Regions from separate parts of the Mus musculus genome. Here region 1 is linked to region 2. Evidence: chromatin loops called from intact Hi-C (ENCODE). Cell type or tissue: left cerebral cortex. All regions are shown on one strand. Links, peaks and the distances in the headings refer to the core of each region. The heading gives the core; the rest is flanking DNA.

Region 1 (12,354 bases), core at 2,960-10,959, 140 kb before region 2:
TTCTTTTTATGCTTGCTTTAAGGGGTTGGGGTGGCTCTGGTTTTTTCTTTATGCACATGTGCCCCCATACAACACACACACACACACACACACACACACACACACACACACACACACCATGCATTCTGCATACGCTCTCTCATAGGATTGTTATGCAAACCTGCTGATTAGCTGGCGCTCTGTTGTCTCTCTCCATTGATTCTAATTGAGCTATTCAGAGTCCTCAATGCCCTGGTAGAGAATTATTCTTACACTTTGTAATAACAACCATGCAGATGAAAATATGAAAAGGCATTCTGCAATGGGTAAGCACTTCGGGTTAATTTCGGCACATTAGCCAAATGTACAAACCCGGCACTGCTGGTGAAGGCGCCTGGGCTATGCATTCACTGAGTGAGGTCTTCTCATATTTTGCTTACAGATGTTCATAACAATGCCGTGTTTATCATTCTATTCAAAAGCCTTTTGAAGTCGATTCAGCCAAGTGGCACCAGAGCCAAAAACAAGAAAGGGGGCAGGCCACTTTCCCCCCTCGGGACTCATATGGCCACCAGAACAGCCTGAGAAACAGCTACACTGTCCCACAGGGGTGCCCAGTGGGAGCTCGGTCTGAGAACAGCCAATAGTGGCAGTCTTTCTGTAACCTCTCAGTGCTGTTTGTCTCCAAGGCAACCCCCTACCCCCAAGCCTCAGTTTCCCCTCTTAAAAAGCATCAGTGAAGCTATGGCATGGTTGTAGTTAAATACTTTTAAAGTTTATTTTTATTTTATCAGTGTTTGTAAGGTGTATTCATGAGAGTGTACGTGGTGTGTGACCCTGGGTATGTATGTGAGGAGGACATCAGGTGTCCTGTCCTATCGTTTTCTGCCTCGTCTCCTTGAGTCGGGGGCTCTCCCTGAATCTAGAGCTCATTAAACATGCTAGACCAGCAAACCCCAGTCTCCACTTGTCTCTGCTCTAAGGTGCTGGCCTGATAGGTGTGCTCAGCTGTGCTCAGCATTGACATGCATGCTGGGAACCGGAGCTCAGGTCCTTATCCGTGTACCATTAGGGCTTTTACTCACTGAACCGTCTCTCCAGTTCCCTGATTTCTTATTGAAAATAAAATTATCTCAGGGCTGGGAGCTGGCTCAGTGGATAAAGGTGCTTGCCACCAAGCCCAACAGCCTGAGTCCTAGGAGTGCATGTGGAGGAGAAAGAAAGCCAACTCACACAAGTTGCCCTGTGGCCTCCAGAGGAGGTGCATGCCCGACAGGAGTTAAATAAGTGCATGCAAAAATATTTTAAAAGGAAAATATTTCACATCAGATGTGTCTTAGAAAATCTGGGACTTGGGCTGTCTATCACTGTACTCCTTGTCTATAGGGACACCGAATGGCATAGGTGTAGGTGTAGGTCAGTGTGTGGCTTGGCAGGCTCAGTCAGCCTCTGCCTATACATCTGGCCTGACACCCGCACCTCTCCTTCCTCTCACCTCCTCTGGGCTCTTATGGATCTTCTTCACTCCTTCTCCAAGTACCTGCTAGCATTTGCCCGGAGCTCCAGAGCTCCAGCTGGGCATTAAACCAGCCTTTCTCCATGCGTGTAAAGCACTCGGTGTGCCTTTTTAGTTCAAGGTAATTTCTGCAGTGTTTGGGTGGAGATGCGAGGCTGCAGTTCTGCCATGAGTTAATGGCTCCATTCTTCAAAGGCGGGAGGGGCTTGGGCACAGCTCCTCAAGTAATGGAAGACTCCCCCTCAATCCCTCTCAGACTGCATTCACTCTCTCAGTGCATAGTCAGCCTCATTGTAGCGTTGTCAATGCCAGTCAAGGAAAATTACCAAGTTATTGACACGTCTCCCCACACGCAAGAATCCTGGTGTTTGCTCCTTGCAACAAGCAATTTGATGGCTTTTTGTGCCCCTTATTTGAGACATAAAATTGGGCCCTGAACTTGTCACAGATAGAATGAAAACGCTTTTCTCTTTCAAACAAACAAGGAGAAAGAAAGCTCAGAGGCTAGGGAGCCTCGCCCCTCACTTGTAACTCTGACCCGGTGTACCAGCTCCTCAGTGAGTAGCCCCATTGCCCAGATGACTGGAGCATAGGTAGAGGAGAGAGATACAGTTTTGTTTGTTCTAAACCTAGTCACCCCTAACAATAAGCTTGGCTTCTTAACAAGTGCCATCCCTCTGGGCTGTCATTATCTTGGGCACGGGTCATGGTCACATCACAGCATTTCAGGCCTGGAAGAGGTTTGAACCAACAACTAGTCCTGTGGTTTTCCAAGTGGGTGACTACAGCATCAGGCTCCAAAAAGCTGCTGTGAGGTCTCCACCCACAGTGAAGTCTGTTCCCTAAATGGATTCGCATCTGCTACAGACAAATGGTTACAGTTTGACTCTAGCTCTATGTTGGAGTCCTGTTGGATATTCTGTTTAAAATGGCTCTTTAAAATGACCAGAGCCCACAGGACTCCTTGTTTTGTTAGTTGAGAGAACTGAGGCTGAGAGACAGTAAGTGATTTAACAGTGAGATTGATGGAGAGAGGTTGATGCTCACTTGGTTTTCCAGATCACAGCCTTGCTGAGGCCTGAGAGGGTTTTGTTTTGTTTTGTTTTGTTTTGTTTTGTTTTGTTTTGTTTTGTTTTGTTTTTATAACGTCCTGTTCAGGTGAGGCTCTAGGGTGGAGGGTCTGTCAAGTTTGACATGTTAAGAGCTTAAGGCATTGTTATTTTTGTTAGTCGGTCTTTGCCCATCTTTCTGTTAGGATGGATTCCCCTCTCCCTACAATGTGTGGTAGGCATTCTCCCTTGTCTGTGTGGGATACATACCAAGGCCCCCATAGATGCTGGAAGCTATAGGCAATATTGAAACCTGCACGCATGTTGTCATTCAAACCACAGCCCCCATCTTAAAGAGAATAAGAATTTATTCTGGAGCCACAGTGAGCGACCATGACCTAGAAACACAGGTTTATGTTACTCCAAATCCCATGGTTTTATGTGGAAGCAGTTTCATGGGGTGTTTTGTAGTTTCACAGAACAAAGACAGTCATAAATCAAGACAATTTTTAAATGCATTGGTTGGCACATCAGAGAGGCAGGTACAGGAAGATGGGAGAGCTATCTTACAGGCCCAAGATGTTATCTGATGACATTTTTAACTCTTGGATTGGTGGAAGCTTGTGCTCTGCTAAGTTAATAGGTTCTATGAGGTTTTTATTTATTATCGTGAAGTGTTAGTTCAGAAACAGAGCTGGCTGTTACACAAGGCTACAAGTAGCCCAGGATAAAGTAATTAGCCTTCAAACTTACAAAACTCCCAATCTCTGTCCAGTACTGACATTCCCATCAGTCTTGCAGATGCAGATGCTCTTTCCAGGCGTTTTTTTTTTGCACAGCCAGACATAGCTTCTTTTCAGAACTTTTCATTTACATGAGCCATGCTTTCCAAATACAGGTGGCGAAATTCAATTTATACATTAGAAACAGCAAGAGAGAAACACCTCAAAACAGGGCCCTCATGACAAAATAGTATAGAAAGTTAAGTGAATGAGGGCTCCCAGGTACTCTCCTTCCCTCCCTCCCTCCCTCCTCTCCTTCCCCCTCCCCCATCATCTACTCACCCTCCTTGCGATTCTCTTCTCCTCCACTCATCTTATTACAATCCCTCTGCCACCAACTGTACTACTTGCCTTCCTTCCTCTTCTTGAGCCTGAGAAACAAACCACTGGTGAATGCCGTGGGTCCAGCGTTTCTGGACTTCCCATGGACAATGTTCCTGACCAGGGGGAGGCTTTCATGCTAGCTGTTATAGCTAGAAATAGAGCGGAGGGCCTGACAGAGAAGAGATTGAGGGGTATGCCCTCCTTGTGCCACGTTTTCAACCCCACCTTTTCCCAGCTGGCGCCTGCCTGCTCAGCCTGAGCCCTTGATCTGGAACTGTCTGTCTCCCTCACATGAGCCCCTGACCTGGAACTGTCTGTCTGTCTCCCTCACATGAGCCCCTGACCTGGAACTCTCTCCCTCCCAGCTGCTTCAGCTTTGGAGCCCAGACAAAGCCACTGCGCTAAGTGAAACCCGCCTTCCCTCTATGCTGCAGAGTCCAAGCATGTTCTTGTCATTCCCATGTCCTTCTTCCATGGACTCTGACAAAGTCATGTCAGAGATATGGCTCCACCACACCTAAGGTCCCCAAAGCTGAAACAAAATTGATCTACTCTCCTCACAGAGTTTACTAGATATATTTAGTTTGTTAGAATGCTTGAACCCAGCATGAATATCATAGAGGAGGAGAATTTTCTTATAATTTCAAAGAACTGAAGGCTGGCACACACTATTCAGGAGGTACCAGGCTGCTGCTGCCCTTGGGTGACAAGGGAGACCCATTGCAGAGATAGCAATTATGCATCCCTCCTCTGACCTTGAGATTTTGACCTTTTTGACTGGTTTGGTTAGTTGACCCACCTCTTTCTTTGAACAACTTAAATCCTTGCTAGGGCACAGGTCAGAGGTCAACAGGCCAGCAGACTTAGTCAAGCATGTCTTCTACTTGTATATCACTGAAAGTACCACCCAGATGAGCTGTTGGAAAACAGCTCACTGATGGAGCCTTTATAACCCATCCAGACTGGATGGGGGAGCTGTTCACTCATTGTCTCAGGATTATATCCTCAAAGATTTAAAAGGAAGATTAAAAGGAAGCTGCTAGGTTAAGCAGTTCTTAAAATGTAATTGCAAAAGCCACTGATGGATAGGCCTGCCCTGAAATTTTCACATGACATATAACGGAGCCATAATATGTAATATGAGAAGATAACCTTACTGTGGCAGGGGCCAGCTTCTCTGGCAATTTTATGTGATGAACTGGGTCTTAATTACTTCCAAATGACTAACAGATTTGTACAGTCCTAGAATAAGGTTTCCTTGTTGATGTCCTCTATAAGTTATATTAAAAATAAATATCTGGGTCGATGACTACCCCACCTACTGAGCAAAAATCACCGAAGAGACTCTGGCAAACACTTGGTGGTCACCCCTATGCCAGGGAAACACCTAGGCAGCTGAGTGGCCCCCAGAGGGGTCACTGCCATTTACTAGTTTCTACTTCTCAACAGCCTGGAATCAGTTATAATCAGCTGCAGATAAGCTTCACCTCATGTGCTTCAGCCGCTAACCTACTAATGAAAGCAGTCAATTTTATTTTACAAGTAAACTAGAGTTTTGAAAACTGCCTGACGAACGTAGCCAGGGCTCTGGAGCCACTTAGATGACCCTGATTCATAGAAATGGGAATGTTATTTTTCTTTGGTTAGTCGGCTCGTCTCTACTGTTTCTTAAACATTGTGTGTACCTGTGTGTACCCAAGCATGTTTCTGCATGTACGCGGAGGCCAGAGGAGACAGCCTTGGGTGTCATTAGGCACCATTTACCTCACTTGAGACAGTCTCTCTTGTCAATGTGGTTAACGGTCATCAAGCCCAGTGGATCTCTCTTTCCTGTGTCTCTGAATGCTGGGATCACGAGTATGTGCCACCATGGCCAGCCTGTTCACATGGGTTCTGTGGCTTGAACTCATGGCCTCAGGCGTTTGTGCGCAGCTCTTTACCAATTGAGTGCCCTCTCATTTTTCATCCCCCGGGTGAGTTTTTAAAGTTAGAGGAAATATCAGAATCTTTCCTATAGATGATCATTTTACTTGTTAGCCAACTACGAAACTCTGTCCAAGATGCACCAGCTGGAAGATGGGTCTTTCTTCCACCATCCTTGTTATCCTGTTTTCAGTTGCTTTCTGAGGGTTCTGTCAGTTAGCGCAGGGCCAGATACCACCATACTCTGGGCTGAAATGCTGGGGGCCAGAAGGCCTTCTGCACAGCAGTACTCACCAGAACCCCATATTCAGTGCTTTCAAACAGGAGGCAGGCAGAGAGCAAACATCGCAGCACACTGAGAGGGTTGCCCATGAGCAGCCCTGTTTGCGTGATTTCCAGGTCTGTCACACAAGTGGTCTGATCTTCACTGGCCCCATATGTGAGCCTATTTCCTTTGAAGCTGTGCTCACTGATCATCCTGGAGGTAGAGAGCTGCCAACCACTGTGATACAGTGATGTCCTCTGTGGACCTGCCTTGCCCTGGGAGGATTGACAGAAGTGCCTGAAGCTGAGGATCTTTTGTGTACAAGGAAAGACAACCACCACCACCACCACCCCAACCTGTCTCACTCTGGCTCAATTTGATAGTTTGAAATGTTTCAGGGACAGGTACTTGTTCCCACTGAGACAGGTTTTTAAATGGACAAAGCCACATACTGGAAGCTTAAGTTGGTGGAGTGGAGTGCAGGAAGATCCAGAAGAATTGGGGGTTTATCTTCCAATTTTTTTTTAATTAATAAACTTTTGTTTTTCAAACAGTTGAAGGTTCATAGCAAAATTGAACAGGAAGTATAGAGGCTTCCTGTGTGCTCTCTGCCTTCACACACCTACAAGCACCCCATTTTCCACATCCTGCTCCAGAAGGCTGCACGCGTTGCCATGGATACGTCTGCCCAGACAGGCTACTTTAAGCTTCGTCTCCAAGCCACACATTTTGTAGGTTAGATAAATGTGTAACAGCTTATCCCACCATGGCGGCATGGCACTGGATGGTTTCAGAGCCCTGAAAACCTGGGCTTTGTCTGCTTAGCTCCCTCCCCTCCTCCTTGACAACCACCAAACCACACTTGCTCCTATCTCCATGGGCTCGCCTTTTCCAGATTATTCTAAAGATGGAAGCACCAGCACGCAGCACACAGCCTTTTCAGACTGGCTTCTTTTACTTAAGGATAGGCACTGGGAGCTCCTTGGTGCTGCCAGGATTTTCATCCTTGGTTAATGATGGAGGAGCACCCAGCTCACTGTGGGTGACACCATCCCTGGGCAGTTGGGCCTGGACCATATAAGAAGGTGATCTGAACAAGCTATGGGGAACAAGCCAGTGGACACTGCTTCTCCCTGGTCTCTGTTTTTAGTTCCCTGCCTCCAGGTTCCTTCCCAACTTCCTTCAGTGATAGATGGTTACCTGAAAGTAAGATAAAATAAATGCTTTCTTCTCCCAAGTTGTTTTTGGTCAGTGTTTTTGGTCATAGCAACAGAGGAATAAACTATGACATCCTCCATGAATTTTCAGTTAACACCCCCTTTTCAGTGGTGAATACTATTTCATTTTCTGTGGCTTATTTATCCATCATATGATATCACTGGCCATATGAACATGCTATCTTCATTTCTGTTGCCTACAATGTAGCAACATACTTTTATTACCTAATTTGATTTTTAAAGCTTCTGATGGATAAGCCCCCAAGGTCCTGATATGAGCCAAAAATATTATCCCATGGGAACTCTGTTTCTTCCATAGGGCAGGCCTATGGAACTCCTTCCTTCATCCCAGATATCTAGAGTTAATCTCTCTGTTGTATAGTCTCATCCTATATTTATAGAAACTTTATAAACAGTTTCCAAAGCCTGGATACAATGTGGGAGAAAGGCAGCTGTGCCTCCTCCCTCTGACTGGTTTCTCAAGACTGATGAGAGATAGAGTCCCATTGGGAAGGTGACTCACTTGGTCTAGAAATAATCTCTCAAACCTAAGACATCATCTTGTTCCTCCAGCTGCACATGCAGTACAGCAGAGCCATGAGATGTTACCAGCTCATTCAGGTGGCTTTTGCACATGAACTTGAAAAGAGAATGATGACTTCATTTGGTGTTTCCCACGAGCCAGGCCTCACTGCAAGTCACCCCACCCCAGCAGCTTCTTCAGTTCTTACAACAGCTCGGTAGGTGAAGGACGAACACTAGCTAGTGTGGTCACCAGGAACATGAATGCAGGACAGTGTCCATCTAGACTACGTGATCAACAAGTGATAGGCTAGAATTGGTACCCTCCCATCTACTGCAGGGTCTTTACTTAGCATCTTTCTGTATTTCTCTTAAAGAGACTGAGAAAGTACAAGTGGGTACTGTGAAAAGAACTCCATGGTTGGTTAAAAGTGTTTCTCCCTCTCCCACAAAAACCAAAACAGCCAAACACATTGACTGCTTGACTGGGCGGGTTGGGAAGCAGGAGTAGTTACCAGTAAAGGGTCCTCCCATTGGCTGTCATTTCCCTGGGGTTGTGCCATGTCCTTTCATCTCTCCCATAACACCTAGCACAGGGCCTCACATGCCCTAGGCCCCTCTCTACTGTGTATTGGGCATCTGTTAATACCCACATGCATTCAACAGGGCAGTGCCCAAGGGTCCAGTTGGGAAGACAGGGTGGTAACTTGTACACATACTTTTAAAGCCCAGGCCTTCAGTGATACTTCCTAAGTATGGAACCAACCAAACAAAGAAAGACAAACAGAAAATAGCTTGAGAAGAGTCTAGGGATCTGAGTCATGAGCAAGAAGGGGCAAGGACTTCCTGGTGACTTAAGAGAAATATAGAAGAGGCCAGGCTTGCCTGCGATGGCTCCTAGTGCTTGGCCTGAATGACCTGTGGTGGGATATCTCCTACCTCGAGAGGACAGCAGTGGTACTCATCTGTCTGCTGCCAGGGATCCCATGAGCCTAGTGCAACCTTTGTGGGACATAGGGTTTCATACTGGGAAAGATGAAGGGATTCAAGATTGCAGCACTCAATGCTCTGTCAGCTTTTGCTCTGCCTGCCTCAATCCCTGCTGTGAGCCCTCCCTGGTCACTGCTCCTTTTTTTTTTTTTTTTTTTTTTTTTTTTGGCCTTGGTTGGGCACGTGCCTTTTGATAAAGAGAAGCTCCAGGTCTGGGGGCCCTGCCTGCTTTGAGTCTGTACCACATGCCAAAGGGGCGCATACAGATGAGGTATGAGGTTCATCTCCCAGTGTGGACTGAAAATAAATGACAGTGACAAATGGTTGTGCCATAGTGTAAGCTCCTTCCAAAGACATGGCAGGGCTGAGAGTTGTGTGCAGGCAGGCTTGGGATACAGAAGGTTCACTCTGTGATTTGGACCAGTTACCACAGAGTAAAAGCTCCTTCGGATGAAGAATCGCACTTGTCAAGTCAAAGTATGTCCCCACTGTGCCTGAGCTATGAATGGTGGCTCTGAAAGGGCATGTCTCTAAATTACTGCCCACTCAGCATCCTTAATGTCCATTTAGGACAGGTACAGATGCTTTTAAAGATTAGCCGTGTATTCATCAGGTATTGTGGTGACATGGAGGGGCCAGTTTCTGCCTTCAAGAAGGTGTCCATACTTTAACTAACAAGTTTTCAGAGCACACATGGGTTTGCAGGGAAATGAAGCACAAAGTGGTTGAATAGATTTCCCATGATACCCAACCCCTCCCGACACTTGCACACTTATTCCCTGCTAACACTTGGCACTGTTGTGGAAACTTGTTTTCACTGATGGAATAACACCAGTATGTTACTATTAGTTACTGTCCCTGGTTTACATCAGGGACACTCTTGTGTATATGTGTGTGTGGTGGGTGTCTGCAATCTATGAGCTTTGACCAGCATATAAGAGAATTATTTACCATTGAAATGCCATAACACATAGTGCCCCTGTTGTAGAATGTCCTGTATCTCTATTTATGTCCAGCCCCACGACTTTTGTGACCACTGAGTGACTCCTTGTTATGTTCTGGATTTTGGCTTGTTGTTAGACACATAGTAGTGTCTCCTTGTTTTGCTTTACAACTCTCGACTGCTGTGATCTGGAGTGTCTTTCTCTGTGCGTTTTTGATCTATAGATCTTCCTACCAGAAGAAGACCAGAGTGGCTCTAGAGATGTGGTTTTCAGTCCTTCAAAGGAGGCTTTTTATTTCCAAACTACTGAAGTATTATCTTGTATGTCTTGCTCACTTGTATTGGTCTGACACTGGCTTGTACACTTGGCTTTCTCCCCCCTTCATTTATTTGCTAATACTCTGCTGTTTTCTTAGTGGATCATAGACAGTTTCCCTGACTTCACACTCTCTCTATTCCCTAGCCTTTCCATTTGTTCTCATTATGTACAGACAGAAGTGAGCGACTTGTATCCCAGACTACCACAGTCAACCGTACATACGTCATACATGTATACCACTCAGAGAACCATGGAAATACATGGCCCAGTTCTTTTTTTATAACACATTCAGTGATAGAATAATAAGGTCATTAAGGGCAATCAGCATTTTATTCCATCCTTGATTATATTCCTGATTATAGTTTGTTGTCTTTCTTAATATGAAATATGAAGCATGTCTCTTCCACCTTTGATGAATACCAGCATGGTCCTGGGCTGCAGTGGGAAACCTTGTCCACAGCCTGATTGCGTATTGTTTACCCCACCCCCTCCCTGGTAGGGTAATCATGGCTCCTGACACTTCCTGGGAGGACACAGCACTTAATCACGTAATTATGTTTCTGGATGGCTGTCCTAAACGATGGGAAGCACACCCTGCCAGCAGCTCACGGACAGAGTTAATTTGGAGAGAGACAACTAGGCAGTGTAGACATGACTAGATTTTGCTTTTTTCTCGCTTGTCCTTCCATCAGGGCACTGGCCCGTGAGCAGAGTGTGACTCGGGCTGCAGGCTGCACTTTTCCAGGGATGAAGCTAGTTCAGTCATTCCTGAGAATTACGGAAGGGCTCAGTGTTCAACCTGACCTGTGCTCATGGCCACAGCTCTGCATAGCAACAGAGACCAATAGAAATGGACACTGGGCTCTGAGGATCAGGGTTGCATCCTGAAAGTCCCTAACACCTGCTAGGGGACCTAGACTGAGTCCTGTGGGGCCTCCTAGTATGCCTGCCTTATCTCGCAAACAAGGAAGAAGAGTATAATAGTGTGGCCTATTCAGTGCAGTGTTCCTACTAAGACCAAAGGGCCAGGCATTCCTCATCTATTCATTCAGAAGCATGGACTTGGACTTGTTCAGTGCTTCAAGTATTGATTGGTCTTCCCTCCTCCAGGAACCACCTCTACACCCCACATCCCTCGTCTACCCCATTCCTCTGGCAGGCTTTCTTTATGGCATTTACTACACTGCAGTGGCTCTTTCCTGCTGGAGTAGGAGTCTCTTCAAAGCCTTAGTGCCATGTAATAAACACTGGATGCATTAAACAAGCAAATGAATAGCTTCGAGGGTGAACCGGCAGCATCGTGTTAAAAGACTCCATGGCCTCATGGAGAAGACAGCATGCCTGTGAACTGCAATGAGCAATTCATTTATTCATTTTCAAACAAAATGAGGCACTTCATTCACATTTCATGAAGTCACTTTTATTGACTCTTAGGATATTTGAGTGCAATGTGTATTGCTGAAAACACGACTTCTAAAATGAGTAGAGGAGATATGGAGAGAATTTACTCCTGGGTCTGGCCATTATCCACTTGTAAGTCTTGGCTTCCTGTGATGCCCCACCCTCTCCTCCATAAAGTATGCTAGTCACTCAATCCACATGCTCACAGCACTGTTGGTTGCCTTCCTTACTCTAGTTCTTTCTGTGTTTGTCGAAGGTGCATGCATGTTCATGTGTGTAGGTGTGTGTAGGTCAGAAGACAACGTTGGGTATTAGCTTCAAGCACACTACCCATTGAGACAGGGTCTCTTATTGGCCTGGAGCTCATCAATTAGGTTAGACTAACTGGCCAGTGAGCCCCAGGGGCCTTCATGTCTCTGCTGTCCTAAAGCTGGGATTTCAAGCACAAGCTAGCATGGCTGGCATTTGTACATGGGTTTTAGGGGTTGTCAAATTTAGGTTCTCCAGCTTGCAAGGCAAGCATTTTACCAACTGAATCATTACTCTAGCCTGCCTGTCTGTCTATCTATCTATCTATCTATCTATCTATCTATCTATCTATATCTATCAAATCTATCACCTATCTATCTCCTCCCCCCCTTATCCTTTAGAGAAGGGCCTGATATGTAGTTAAATTCTCAGTAAACTATCATTACTAGGTTAAGCAGGTGCTCTACCAAGTTCTGCATGAAAAAGAAAAAGACAGTAATGCAGGTCTCAGAAGTGAGAACATCTCAGGTGCTTCTTTGCCACCACGGGATACTAATACAGTGTGGGGACCCAGTATTCCTTGTAAGAAAGACTACATGGCAGTTTCCTTTTCTCTTCTTTCTCCTTCCCCTTTTCCTCCCTTTCATTGTTTTAATTTTGACAGAACTCTGTAGTTCTGGCTGGCCTCAAACGGTCAATCCTCTTGCTTCCCCCTTCCAAGTGCTGATATTTCAGGTGTCTTAGTTAGGGTTTGTATTCCTGCACAAAACATCATGACCAAGAAACAAGTTGTAGAGGAAAGGGTTTATTCAGCTTACACTTCCACATTGCTGTTCCTCACCAAAGGAAGCCAGGACAGAAACTCACATAGGGCA
Region 2 (12,354 bases), core at 1,922-9,921:
TGTTGACAAACAGGAATGGGTGACAGCAAATGGCTGACCCTGAGCTCTCTGACCCCTTGAGTCTCTGAACCCTTGAGAGCCCAGTCCTATGATCTAGGGGAGAGGTACAAAAGCCACACATACTACTGAGAATGGTTTGTAGTTCTGGAAGCAGCGTAGGCAAGGCCGTGAGCATGGGTATTTAGCATGAGGAACACATGAAGACTTGGTGGCCAGGGGAAGCATGACAGATGGTGGTGTACAAAAACCCATTTGGAAAGATTTCTCACTGCAAATTGTTACAGGATTAAAGTTTTTTATTTTATGTTGATGAACTGAACTTCATTTATCTAAAAAGAAAAGTCCAGATACTTTGAAAGATTAAACCCCATCAGGGTGGACCATATAAGAAAGGGCCCAACCTATTACTTCAGTGCCACACACATGGGGACACTCTTTCCAACAGAGCCAGGAACATACCCAGTTGCCATTCCCCCCTCCCTCCACAGAGATGCCTGGGGTATTCACTACAGGAGGTCTTAGGCTCTCTCCTGGATTGTTCTGGCATTTCTCTTTCACCACAGGGAACCCTGCTGTCTCTTCTGTCCATGAGAGAGACAACAGGTGGAATCTATGTCCAGGGAGGCAGGAAGTTTCGGTGATTGCCCTGCCTATGTGGAAGTGAGGAGTGGGATTCTCTCACCGCCTCTCTCCACACCAGGTCCACGGTTGGCATTCCTGTGGGCCGGCAGCGTGCCCGGCTCCAGGCCACCACAAAGCACCCACACACACACTCCGATCTGCCGTCAGCAGCTGTTTCTGACAGGTGTCCCACTCTCTGCTGCAGATGGTGACCGAAATGGGCCCGTTGGCAGGCAGCACACGGTGCCACCCCCCTGCACATGATGATGCGGTCCCTGACATACTGATCAACCCTCACTCTATTCTGAGGCACCTTGCCTCTGGCTGCAGGTGAAGCCAGCATCCTCTTAGAACCCCCCCCCACAAGGTTCTAGGGGCCCCCACCTCAGCCTGGGACCCTTCAGCATTTGACAGTCTGTGAATCTAGAGGCTCCTTGTTCCAGACAGGCCCAGCTCACTATCCATCATGGTAGCAGGACTGTGTATGTCTTTGCTGGTTCATTTGGTGCAGTGCAGGATGGGATTTTCATAGCTCCCTAGGTATGACTTTGGCCTTGGCCCAGTGAGGCTACAAAGGTTAAGCTGCAGTGGCCCCAGGCCTCCAGATGCAGGGCCTGGGCCACTCCTGGCTCCTTCCATCTGTTATCCTGAGTGGAGTCCTGTGTACGGAAGACACACAAGACTTCCGGGAGCTGTTCCCCTAGAGAGGTGAGTGGGAGTCTGGTCTCTTGGTAAAATAACAAGATAGGGCCACATCCACAGCTGAGATAGGGATCCAGGAGGAGAAGGGGTCAGAAGGGAAAGTGGCTGCCCTTCTGATGTCCCCTTTCCTGCTGCCTGCCTGCACCTTAAACAGAGAGTTGTGGGCATTGCTAGGGCTCAGCTTTTCTGCCCACATCCCTGCAGGGGCCCCGCCTGCCCCATGTTTGGGCTGTTCATTCCAAACACTGAGCTAGCCAAGGCCGCCAGATGAGAGTGACATCTGGCTGAGACCACGGCCAAGTCTCTGCTGCTCTGTCCCTGGCAGGCAAGAGCTATGTTCCCAGTGCCAGGTTCTCAAAGAGGGAGACAGAGGGATGGGGGCAGAATAAAGCTCTGTGCTCCTTACCCAGCCATTTTCCTTCTTCCCTTCGTGATACTTAGTTGGAATCTGGATAGTCAAGGAGTAAAGGGCATCCTCCGGAGTGCTGGGGATCGTGGGAGTGGTGGAAAGAATCAGAGGTCAACACCAAGTGTGTGCACATGTGCATGCACACATACTGTGGACCACAAAGTACAAAGGATGGTGGGGAGTCAATCAGGTACCCGGAGTGACCTGAATGGGATCTGAATGACACAGCAGAAGCCTGCACTGTCTCCTGTTTTCCCAACACAAGGTCGGACTCTCCTTCCACCCTTCCGCGTAACTCTCTGTGGAGTGACAGCCTGGTGCCTGTCAGCCAGGCTGGAGCTAGAAAAGGAGTCATCCCATGTCCAGGAGGAGAGGCAAGATAGTGTTTCCATCTAGAGGCACTGGCAGAAAGTCTAATACTGATGGCCCAGTCTGGTCTCCTTTGGTCCATGGCCGCTTGTCAGCTGTGTGACCTCGGGCAAGCAACTGGACCTCTCTAAGTTTCTGTTATCCATCCGGAAAATAAAAGTAAGGCCCACTTGCTGTATTTTGTGAGCTTAAGAAACACCTCAAAGGAGAATATTGTCATTTTAGAAGTGAGCCAAGTCAAGTGTGGAAAGGTTGAAGGACTCGGTTGGCCAAAGTCGTGAAAGTAGATAAGGTATCGGGGAAAAGGGTTATGGGGTTCCCAGAGAAGCAGCTTTCAGCTCTCTGAGGGTTGGGGCAGCATGGCTCAAGACTTGTGGGTGTCTTCTGTCCTCAGCACTATCAGCCCTGTACCTCTCACACCCCTCTGTCACTTCAGAACACCCTCAAGCATAAACAGCAGTGTTGTCCCCCATTTGTCTGCTTCTGATTTTTGACTTCTGCAAGGTATGTAGGAATTTTCTTCTCTCTGTAAAATCCGTGGTTCAGGCTACTTCTCTGCCACGCTAGTGCACCATGAGGTTCACGGACTGGAGAAACTTCTGGGACTTCTCTCAGGGCTGGGAGAGTTTATGAGTTGTGTGTGTGTGTGCTCTTGAACAGAGGACAAAAAAAGAGAGCCACATTTCACAGAGCAGAGAATAATGACAAACCCTGAACCTTCACAGTTAAGCTTCCTCAGTCCCCTGTGTCCATGGTCGGTGTTGGGGGACCCATTTTAAAGCAGTAACATGAACAAGCAAGACTGGCTTAAGGGCGACAGATAGACAAAGGCAGGTAGTGGCTAGAGCTTGGAGGTGTTGGTGGGACTATGGTAAGGCTTGCATGGGACCATAATCACAATGCAAGCAGGGCAGTGCACAGCACAGAGTCAGGCCAGTGCAGAACAGCACCCCAACCCCAGCTCCGGCTTGCTCATTGTAGTTCTTGACTCTAGGAAGCCCAGGATGTGGGGTTTTATTAGGGCATGAACGGAGATAGTCATTCCAGACCTTGCCCGTCCAGGTTCTCCCTCCAGCTGGATGCTCTGGGGCATCCAGGATGCATGTGGGTGGGATGGAGCTCTTGGTCAGATGTCCCCAAAGCTAGCATAGGACATCTAGCCTATTGGCTGTTTGTCCCCAGAGCACCACTAATCTGGATGATGCATGAGAATGGGGCCACTCAACTGGGTGGGATGCGGCTTAAACTAGCCAGGCTCTTAACTTCCACCTGCTCAGGGCATAATCTGCTCCTCATGATTCCCCTGCCCTGGCTTTCTGTGAGCTCAGAAAGACCGTAGCATCACAGGGCAGCCTGAAAACTGCTGCCGAGACTGAATCCACGTGATTTCATTTCTTTCTGGGCACAGCCCTGAAAAAAGAGGGCTTCTCATCCTCCCCACCCCCACCCCTCACAGGAGAGGAAGTGGGGCTCAAGGTCAGTCACCCAAGGTTATGTGAGTTGGCCAAGCTCGGGCCAGTTCCAAAGCAACCTCTGTCCATTTGAGGACTGCTGAGGGTGTGACGGGGGATGTTTAACACCTACAGATACACGGTGCTGCAACTGAAATACATCATGCCTTAGCAAGAAGTCTAACGAACACGGATTTTATTGTCTTAGCCGGAAGGCATACCAATTATATGCAAATGCAAATGATGTAATTAGCTCCTGTTCTAGCTCTCTTCTCTGAAGGGATTTCCAGTTCTTCTGAGCGCTGAAGAAAATAACAATTGTGTTTTGGCAAATAGGGACTCATTGCCTATTTTGAGTCTTCACCCCTAATACATGCTTTCTTCCCTTCCTCCCTCCCTCTACCCCTCTCTCCTTCCTCCCTCTTTCTTCCTCTAGAAAACATTTAAATTAAGGTTAAAAAAATTTTAAATGTCTAGGGGCTAGGCAGATAACTTAGTCAGTAAAGGGAGGACCCGAGTTCTATCCCCAGAGCCACAAAAGCAGCAGGGAAGGTAGAGAGAGGCGGTTCAACTGGCCAGCCTGCCCAGCCTGCTAGGGGACCTCTGGGTTTAGTTGGAAACCCTGTCTCAAAACACGAGGTAGGAAATGACAGAGAAAGATGGCTGACATCAACCCCAGGTCTCCACAGAACGACACACGAGACACACACAAAAGCTTAAGTCAAGCAAATCCCCCAGGCTTCAGTACTAAGAAGCCAAAGCAGCTTGTGTGGAGGCCTGTAAGTCTGACCTACACTCGCGAGAACACACACACACACACACACACACACACACACACACACACACACACACATGCTTTCAGAATCTTCTCATGATGCCTGTATGGAGTGGGGGGTGGAGAGGGGTGCTATTGTCTAAAACAAAGCAGTCATATGTGGATCAGCCACAGCCTCACATCCAGTCTTGCAGTCAAACAGCCACGTTCTGTGCATTCTCAGGAGGGACAGACATAAGCAGAGACACCACACTCCCACACTGCTGGCTTCCTCAGCTCTCCAACAGGCCGACCAAGCTGCCTTTCTCTTGCTTTTCTGGTCATCTATATTCTCAGCCATGCATGGCTGGAGGCTCAGCCAGAGCAGCTATACGTCTTCAGTGCATTTTCTCTTATCGCTCATGTATTAATTGACAGTCCTATTTTTAGTTTCCTTGGGTAATGATTTAAAGGCCCAGCATTTCATTCTGGGACCTGGCCAGTGCAGTGTGAAGTTATTCAGATCACAGCTCATGGGGGAATCGCTGTGTGCAAGCTGGCCAGCCTGTTGCGATGGGCAGATGGACCCTCGCCCAGGGCAGAGGAAGTCTCAAGGGAGATTTTAATTCCTTAATACTGAAACAAGCACAATTTTTATTGTCTTAATCAGTGAATAAAAAAAAAACCAATTAAATGGCCAGTTTCAATTTTATTTTCGCTTGGCAGAGAGAACTTAAAGAAGTCACAACTGCTTCTCAGGCGCATTGCTATCGGATGCTGGTTCTGTGTGTTCCAGAAGAGTGTGCCAGCCGTCCTGCAGATAGGGAGCTGTAGCACTGCTAACTGAAGCATTTATCACCAGATCTGGGTGGTGTCCTCTGGACTTGGCCTTCATTGTGTTCCATATCTGCTACACAGAACTGCCCACTTGAAATTGCTGCATAAACCTCCAAATGGAGGCTGCGTTCTTTCAGAATCCAGGACACTTTAAGCACTGGGTGTGCTGAGTAACATTTTGATTCTTAATGAAGGAGAGATTTGCTGATAACAACGAGCAGCCTCTATAAACATAGAATGGCACATTTTGATAGCTTATGGGAGCGTATGATTGGTTTTCCACTCAGAAATCCTTGTGTGTTTCTTAATTTAATCTCTAAGCCACATCTATTAAAATACCAAGTTTCTACGTTTCTGGGGGCTATAAACTAGTCAAGTCCAGTTCCCCAGCACCGTGAGTAATATCTGAAAAAGGCACAAAAAAATTTCCTGATTAAACAAAAGCTCTCTGTCTGTCTGTCTGTCTGTCTGTCTGTCTCTCTCTCTCTCTCTCTCTCTCTCTCTCTCTCTCTGTGTGTGTGTGTGCAAATAGTTGCATATATAGATAAAGATATTATTCACAGTAGACATATTGTGTTGTAGATAGAGAATCAGGGAGCACAATGGAACAACACTAGAGTCTTAGAGAGCAGATGTTATGTATGGCTATCAAAATACAGCTTTAGAATATACCTGGAGTTATCAGAGGACCAACAATGAGAACCAACCAGTAGTTAAGAAATGGATGAAAGCTAGATATGGTGGTACATGCCTTTAACCCTGGCAGAGGCAAGTGGACTCCTGAGTTCAAAGCCTAGTCCAAGACAACCAAGGCTACACAGAGAAAACCTGTTTTGAGAAAAAGAAAGAGGTGGGGGAAACTGGAGAGATACCTTAAGACAGAGCCTGAGTTTGATCCCCAGAACCCACATTAAAACAGCTAGATATGGTGTTGACATGTGTAATATCAGCAATGGGGAAGCAGGCAGGCAGATGCCTAGGTCTCCCTGCCTAGCCAGCCTAGCCTGCTTGGTCAGTTCCAGACCAATAAGAAAACCCTGTCTCTTAAATTGAAGAAAAAAAAATTGGAGAGAGCCTGAAGAATGGCCCCCAAGGCTATCCTCTGACTTCTAGATGAATGTGCATACACATGTACATATGCACCTGTACACACACATGCACCCATGCAGACATATTGGAATATATACCTAACCTAAGGAGGGATACAGAGGGCAAATAGTAAAAATTAAAATGTATCCAAATCATTATTAAGAAAACGAAAGCTAAAGCTAACTTGGTGTTCCATGTCTTCCAGTTAGGATGAAAAAGTTACAAATTCTGACAAATCCCAGGGCAAGGATAGAGAGAGCCAGGAGCCTCTCAAACATCTTAGGTGAGATGTCCAAACTGGTACCACCGATTGGGAAAAACACTGTGAAATTGTTTTACTAGCTGAACACACCTTAACATCTTGAGACTCAGCAGACCCACACCTATGTCTTTACCCAAGAGTGACAGGACTTGTGCTCTCAACTACACCTGGCAAACATTTTTTATAAGAACTCCCCAAACTAGAGAGAACAGAAATGAGCATGCAACCCAAAAGCAAAGACTTCTAAAGAGGCACTGCTCGAGTTCAGGAAAGAGCACCCAGAAGCACAGTTCTTTGGCGTGCTGTGTGCTTTTGCACTGAAGACATTGGAAGGTGTGGATGCTGCCTCAGAATCAAGGACTCACTAACCTTCTTTCGTCCCCACCCCAGGCACCCAGGGAGGGGCTGTCTCTGAAGTTCCCTCACCAGAGGGAGGAAAGTTCTTGCAAAAGAAATGTCATTCTCTTAAGCCCCCGTTCCTAGGAATCTCATCAAAGAACAGGAAAGATTAGCCACTGGCAAAGAGACTCAAAGTCCCCAGCCCAGACAGACTTTGATCTGTTCTTCTGAGGGAGTCTCTGGGAGGTCACCCAAAGACTTTATCTCAGTCAGAAGTTAACTTTGTTCCAGGTACAATTCTGTCCCTCACCATGCTCTAACCTGCCTTCCCCAGGAGAGGAACTTTGTCCCAGGCCATTGTGTGCTCTTTGGGTTGTATCGTTTCTCCTAAAAATTGTTTACTAGCCCTCCAAGATACTCAACACCTGACTCTTGCAGCTCCATTTCCCTTGAGGAAGAGAATCTACACTTGCTCTTTTGTGCCTTCCTGTTGGGTTTTTGCCTTGCATCACCTCCACGTGCATGCCGATGGAACCCATTCACCTCCCTCTCCTGATGCAATGCTTACTGTCAGTGGAGGGCGCTTTCCCCTTGACACTACGACTCAGGACCCCAAGCCAAGGAACAAGCAGAAGAGATGGTAGAGTTGGAAACTACTCTAACATGGACAGCACCTGTGCTCCAACACACAAAGAGAAAGTCCACAGAGGTAAAGGCTCATGGCTTCTAAGAGCATAAGCAGAGACCAGCCATGAGTGCCAACTCAATAGTGTCATTAACATAAACCATATGGAGTCACTACACAGTGACCTGATTTTGGAGTTCTTGGATTGTATGTTTGTTAGTTGCTTTTGTTGTTGTGGCCATGTGACCAAATACCTGACCAGAAGCAAGTTCAAGAAGGAAGGGTTTATTCTGGCTACAGTTCCAGAGGATAGTACCCACAGTCCATCATGATGTGGAAGGAAGTTGTGACAATAGGAGCAGGAAGCAGCTGATCGTATTACATCCAAAATCAGATATAAAAACAGTGAACAGGAAGTGGGCCTCGGTGGGCTAAATTCAAGACCTGCCCTCAGTGACTCACTTCCTCCTGTCAAGCTCCACTGTCTGAAGGATTCATAACCATCTCAAATTATCCCTCCTGCTGAAGACCAAGTGTTCAAACACTTCACATTCAGAGCATAGCACATGGCTCCAAATGTCCACTTCTCAGAAGACATTTCTAGGACCAAAAAAAAAAAAAAAAAAAAAGAAAGAAAGAAAAGAAAATGAAGTAGAACTTACTACATATGACTTTAACTTGACTATTATAAGCATACTGAAACAAAACAGCAGAAGCCAAGTCTGAAGTTAAAGGAAAATATGGAAACAATATCTCATGAAAAAGACATTTCAGTAAGGAGACAAAGTTTAAAGCAACTGGTGGTGCACCCCTTTGATCCCAACACTGAAGAGGCAGAGGCAGGCAGATCTCTGTAAGTTCAAGGCCAACCTGGTCTACATAGCGAATTCTAAGACAGCAAGGGTAATACATTGAGACCCTGTCTCAAAAGTAAAGAGAAAAAAATTATAAATCAGAAGACCAAGTCGACTTTTTTGGAAGTAAGCAGAAACAGGTTAATCATCAAAACTTCAACCTTAAATGAAAAACATCTCTAGGGGGAGAGGCTGAGTCGGCAAAAGAAATAGAATGAACTTGAAGATAAGTCAACAGACATTTTCTAGTCCGGGAGGCATTAAGAAGCAAGAATGGACAAAAGATGCTTATACAACTCTAAGAATAGCCAGCTTCCCATTGCCGTGACACAATACCAGAGAGTCAAGTTAAAACACTGTAGGTTTATTCTGGTAAATGGTTTTAGAGTTGTCAGTTGTATTTGATGGGTCTGTTGCTTTGGGCCTTTTGCACACAATGTCCAGGAAGCAAAAATATAAAGGAAGAAGTTGGGGTCATAACTGTCCTTTCCAGGGTACTCTGCCAATGACCTGAGTTCCTCACAATAGATCCCACCTTTCTAATGGCTTCACCTAGTTCACAGCCCCCTCGGCTGGAGACCAGGTCTTCAGCAGAAGATCTTTCAGAGACTATTCAAGATGCAAACATAGCAAGACTAATTGCTGGACTGTAAGCTTTAGGGCTCTGGAAGACACGAGTCAAAGAAAGAAGGTTAAAGAGAGTTTCTCCAGGTTTTGCTGTCTCATTTCACACTTGAGGACAACAAAGACTCAGGCGGGTAGCAGCAACCAACCAATGCTTGTATAACAACTGGACACAAAGTTTATAACTATTCTGTGACCCGAGGCTCTTCTCACTTTACGGCAGATGTTCTGAATCCCAAGGAGGCCCCCGAGGCCTGGGAACAACCAACATAGTTGGCCACTCTGTACTGTACAAGTTGGAACCAGTCTTGGAGTTGCCAAGATTCTAACGTGAGTGGGACGCAGCACCCAGAAAAGCTCCAGGCTTTGTGGAACGCGATGCTCTGAGCTCCAGCAGCTGCCATGTTGCTTTGAGTCCTTTTCTATTCAGTCTCTTGGGATGACGGATCTTTCCTTTTAATGAAATCTGCATTTCATCCCCAAGGTGAAAACCAGTGTCCTTGGCTCTTTCTGAGAAAATGAGAAGTGGTTTCTTTTGTGTAATGAATGCTAGGAACACGCAAAAACTGAGGTTGTTCTTAATTGACTGCATATATGGAAAAGCAGATCATAACCCCTAAAGATACATAAAGCAGGAGGTGGGGTAGGGAGGTGAGGGAGGCAAGGAGGGAGGGATGGGGAGGGGGGGGGAGACAGGGAGAGGGAGGGGACAGGGAGAGGGAGGGGGGCAGGGAGAGGGAGGGAGAGAGAGAGAGGTTTCTCATACAACTGAAAGCCGCAAAAGGAAACTTCACTCAAAGACAAGGTCATTTGAATTTCTTGTAACCACCAGCAGATGTCAATGACAAGATCGAATCCAGAGGGGTCCTCCATCCTTGATCCAGTGATTGATGCAAGGAGTTAGAAGTGGGATGCACAGCCTGTAACATCAGCCATGTGACTATGAGCCTTGACCTCTGGCACCCAGCAGAAGGTCACTAGTCAGTCAGTGCCTGGACAGTAGGGAAGGGACTTGGACCGCCTGGGTCCCCCAGGAAGATTTGGCACTTAGAAGGTGTGAGGAGATATAGCCCTGGAAAACATGAAAGGGCCACCCCCTTCCTCTGGGCCCCCACTTTAGTTCAGTCACTTATAAACCTCGCTGCAGATAAACAAGGGAGCCTCAGAGGCGCTTGCCACCTTTGCCCCCCTTTGCCCCCATGGCCACTGTGCTGTAGAGAGGTGGGCAAACTGAGCACAGAGCTGGGCACTCAGATGGGCATGTAGAAGTAAACCATCAGATATCCCACCTCTGCTTCTCCATCTGCATCTCCTCCTGCTTCTACCCTCCTGGGCCTTCTCTCCCGGGTTCCTGGATCAACCCCTTTCCTGTTCATCCCTGAGAGCCCAGGACTTGCCTTCCTCTCTCTCCAGACCTTCCAGAACAAGACAAACACACGATTCCCCCCTCTTCCTTGCCTTTGGCCGTAACATTCTCCTTATCTGGGGAGGCCTTCATGCCATCAGGGCAGCTCTATGAACACCCAAGCCCAGTCCTACCTGTATGACACATCCTCCAACCCGGATGACCCTTTCCCACCTCCACACCCACAAAGGGAGTTCTTTGTACCTCAACAATTTGGGATTTTTCACTCTCCCTCAAGGTAGATATCTGTGGTCACAGGACTCTTGCCTGGTGCACAGATGACCCCAGGGATGGGGTGGAGCCCTAGAAAATGCTGTGGGAGCCATCCTGGGAAGAGTTATGAACTAGTCCCAGCAAGCTCTCAGATCTCTACCACTCCTGTTTTGCCTCACTCTAGCTAATAAAAGGTACTCTTCTCAGATTGTCACTGCCAAGTGGGCCCCATTGGGTTATTTCTCTGCATATCTGTATGCATGTGTATGCTGGTGTAAATGTGGAAACTACAGGAAATGGGTACCATTTCTTGGGTGCCGTCCACTTTGGGTTTTGAGACAGTCTCCCACTGGCCTGGAGCTCACCAAGTAGACTTGGCTGGCCAGCCAATGAACTCCAGGGCTCCATCTGTCTCCACCTCCTCAGTCCCTGCATTGAAAGTACAGGCACGACTCTGGCCTTTTTCATGTGAGTTCAGGGGTCACACTCGGGCCCACATGCTTATGTGACGGGCACTTTACCAACTGAGCCATCTGCCCGCCCCACCCCCACCCCACCCCGGTGATCTTTTTTGAATGCAGGTTCCAATTCAGTAGATCTGGCTGAGACACAGATGTAGGTTTTGACTGAGCTGTGGCCATAGTCCACCAGTGCTTCAGATCCTCACTGGCCAAGCCAACAGCTGTGGTCCTCCCACCCTCCCCTCTGCAGGGACAGAGCTCAGCCACCCTCCCCTCTGCAGGGACAGAGCTCAGCCTGTAGTACCTTCCGCTTTGCTTTGCAAGCCAGGGGTTGGGAAGACCTTGAGAATCACATCATAGGTGCAGAGGCCAGAGGAATAGTGATGGAAGCCATTTAACTGTGTGGTAGAACTGAAGAAGGGGGAAGGGCACCACCCCAGAACACAGCATGTTCTCTCAGAAGCCCAGTTCTCTGATGGGGAACTATCGTTTGCATAGGCGGGCCTTAGGTTTAAGACAGAATTAGAGGTAAGCGTGCCACCTCCCTTTCTGCTTTCCCTGAGGGTCTCAGGCAGAGATAGGCTGGTGCACTATAACTCAGCCTTGTGAGGGTATCAGCTGTCTCCTGTCATGAACCATGATCTTGGGAACCTGTCCTTCTTGTATGTGCCATGGCAATGCTTGACTCACGGGTACAGCACCATCCATCCTTCCGGTGTCCTCCCTGTTCTTCCCAGGCAGTCACCCCTCCTCTGCCTGGGCCACACTGGTAGACAAACCTACTCTCTAGCTGGTTGGCCTTCCTGCTCTGTGCCGCACAGTACCACGCACATGCAGACCCCTCTGCTCAGCTCAGAATGGAAAATGGCTGCTTGTCTTGTTTCTAGTAGTTTTTTATGAAAAGACAGACATTCCAATCACTTCAGAACCTGCAGACATTTTTTTTCTCCTCTGTGTGTGGCATATGCATGAGTTCCCACATATGCAGTGTTATGTGTGCATCTGTGTGGAGGCTGAAGTTAACATGGAATCACTTCTTCAATCACTCTCCATTGAGTCTATTTCAGTCACTAGTCATTGAAACAGAGTCTTCCAGTTGAACCTAGAACTTGGCACTCAGCTACTCTGGTCAGCCGCTTTGCTCCTGCCCCCTCCCCCGCCCCCCTTGTCTCTTCCTCCCTTGTGCTAGCATTACAGCTGGCTCTGTGGTCCTCATGCTTATGTGACATCCTTTATCCACTGCTCCATCTCCCCATCCTGCTCCCCAGACAGTTTGATGTGTGGTATTCTGGAAGCTGCCCAGAAACTAATACCATTGACAGGGGCACAGACTAAGCTT

What was found. Hi-C counts contacts between places; a loop is a spot of excess contacts. Peaks named below come from ENCODE experiments on the same cell type or tissue, not always from the same donor. Only the 100,000 strongest peaks of a DNase experiment are listed, where the experiment ranks them.
Region 1: it touches region 2 in a loop (2.0-fold over the local background); 2 of 42 quality-filtered maps call a loop at or near these places.

The regions. Positions count from the first base shown.
Region 1 is chr14:64,266,495-64,278,848 of GRCm38, reverse strand. The region is part of intron 3 of Msra (methionine sulfoxide reductase A); the gene reads left to right. It overlaps Gm41176 (a long non-coding RNA gene), which reads right to left. Exons shown (of 5, transcript XR_001781294.2): 2 at 5,868-6,113; 3 at 3,609-3,697. Among named protein-coding and RNA genes, the nearest start is that of Gm41176, 12 kb to the right of the region's middle. In left cerebral cortex, for the core only: no CTCF peak of the experiment used is centred there; DNase peaks (open chromatin) are centred at 6,546 and 7,599; H3K27ac peaks cover 7,452 bases.
Region 2 is chr14:64,128,765-64,141,118 of GRCm38, reverse strand. The region is part of intron 5 of Msra (methionine sulfoxide reductase A); the gene reads left to right. Among named protein-coding and RNA genes, the nearest start is that of 9630015K15Rik, 19 kb to the right of the region's middle. In left cerebral cortex, for the core only: no CTCF peak of the experiment used is centred there; DNase peaks (open chromatin) are centred at 1,947, 3,686, 4,584 and 5,197; H3K27ac peaks cover 6,913 bases.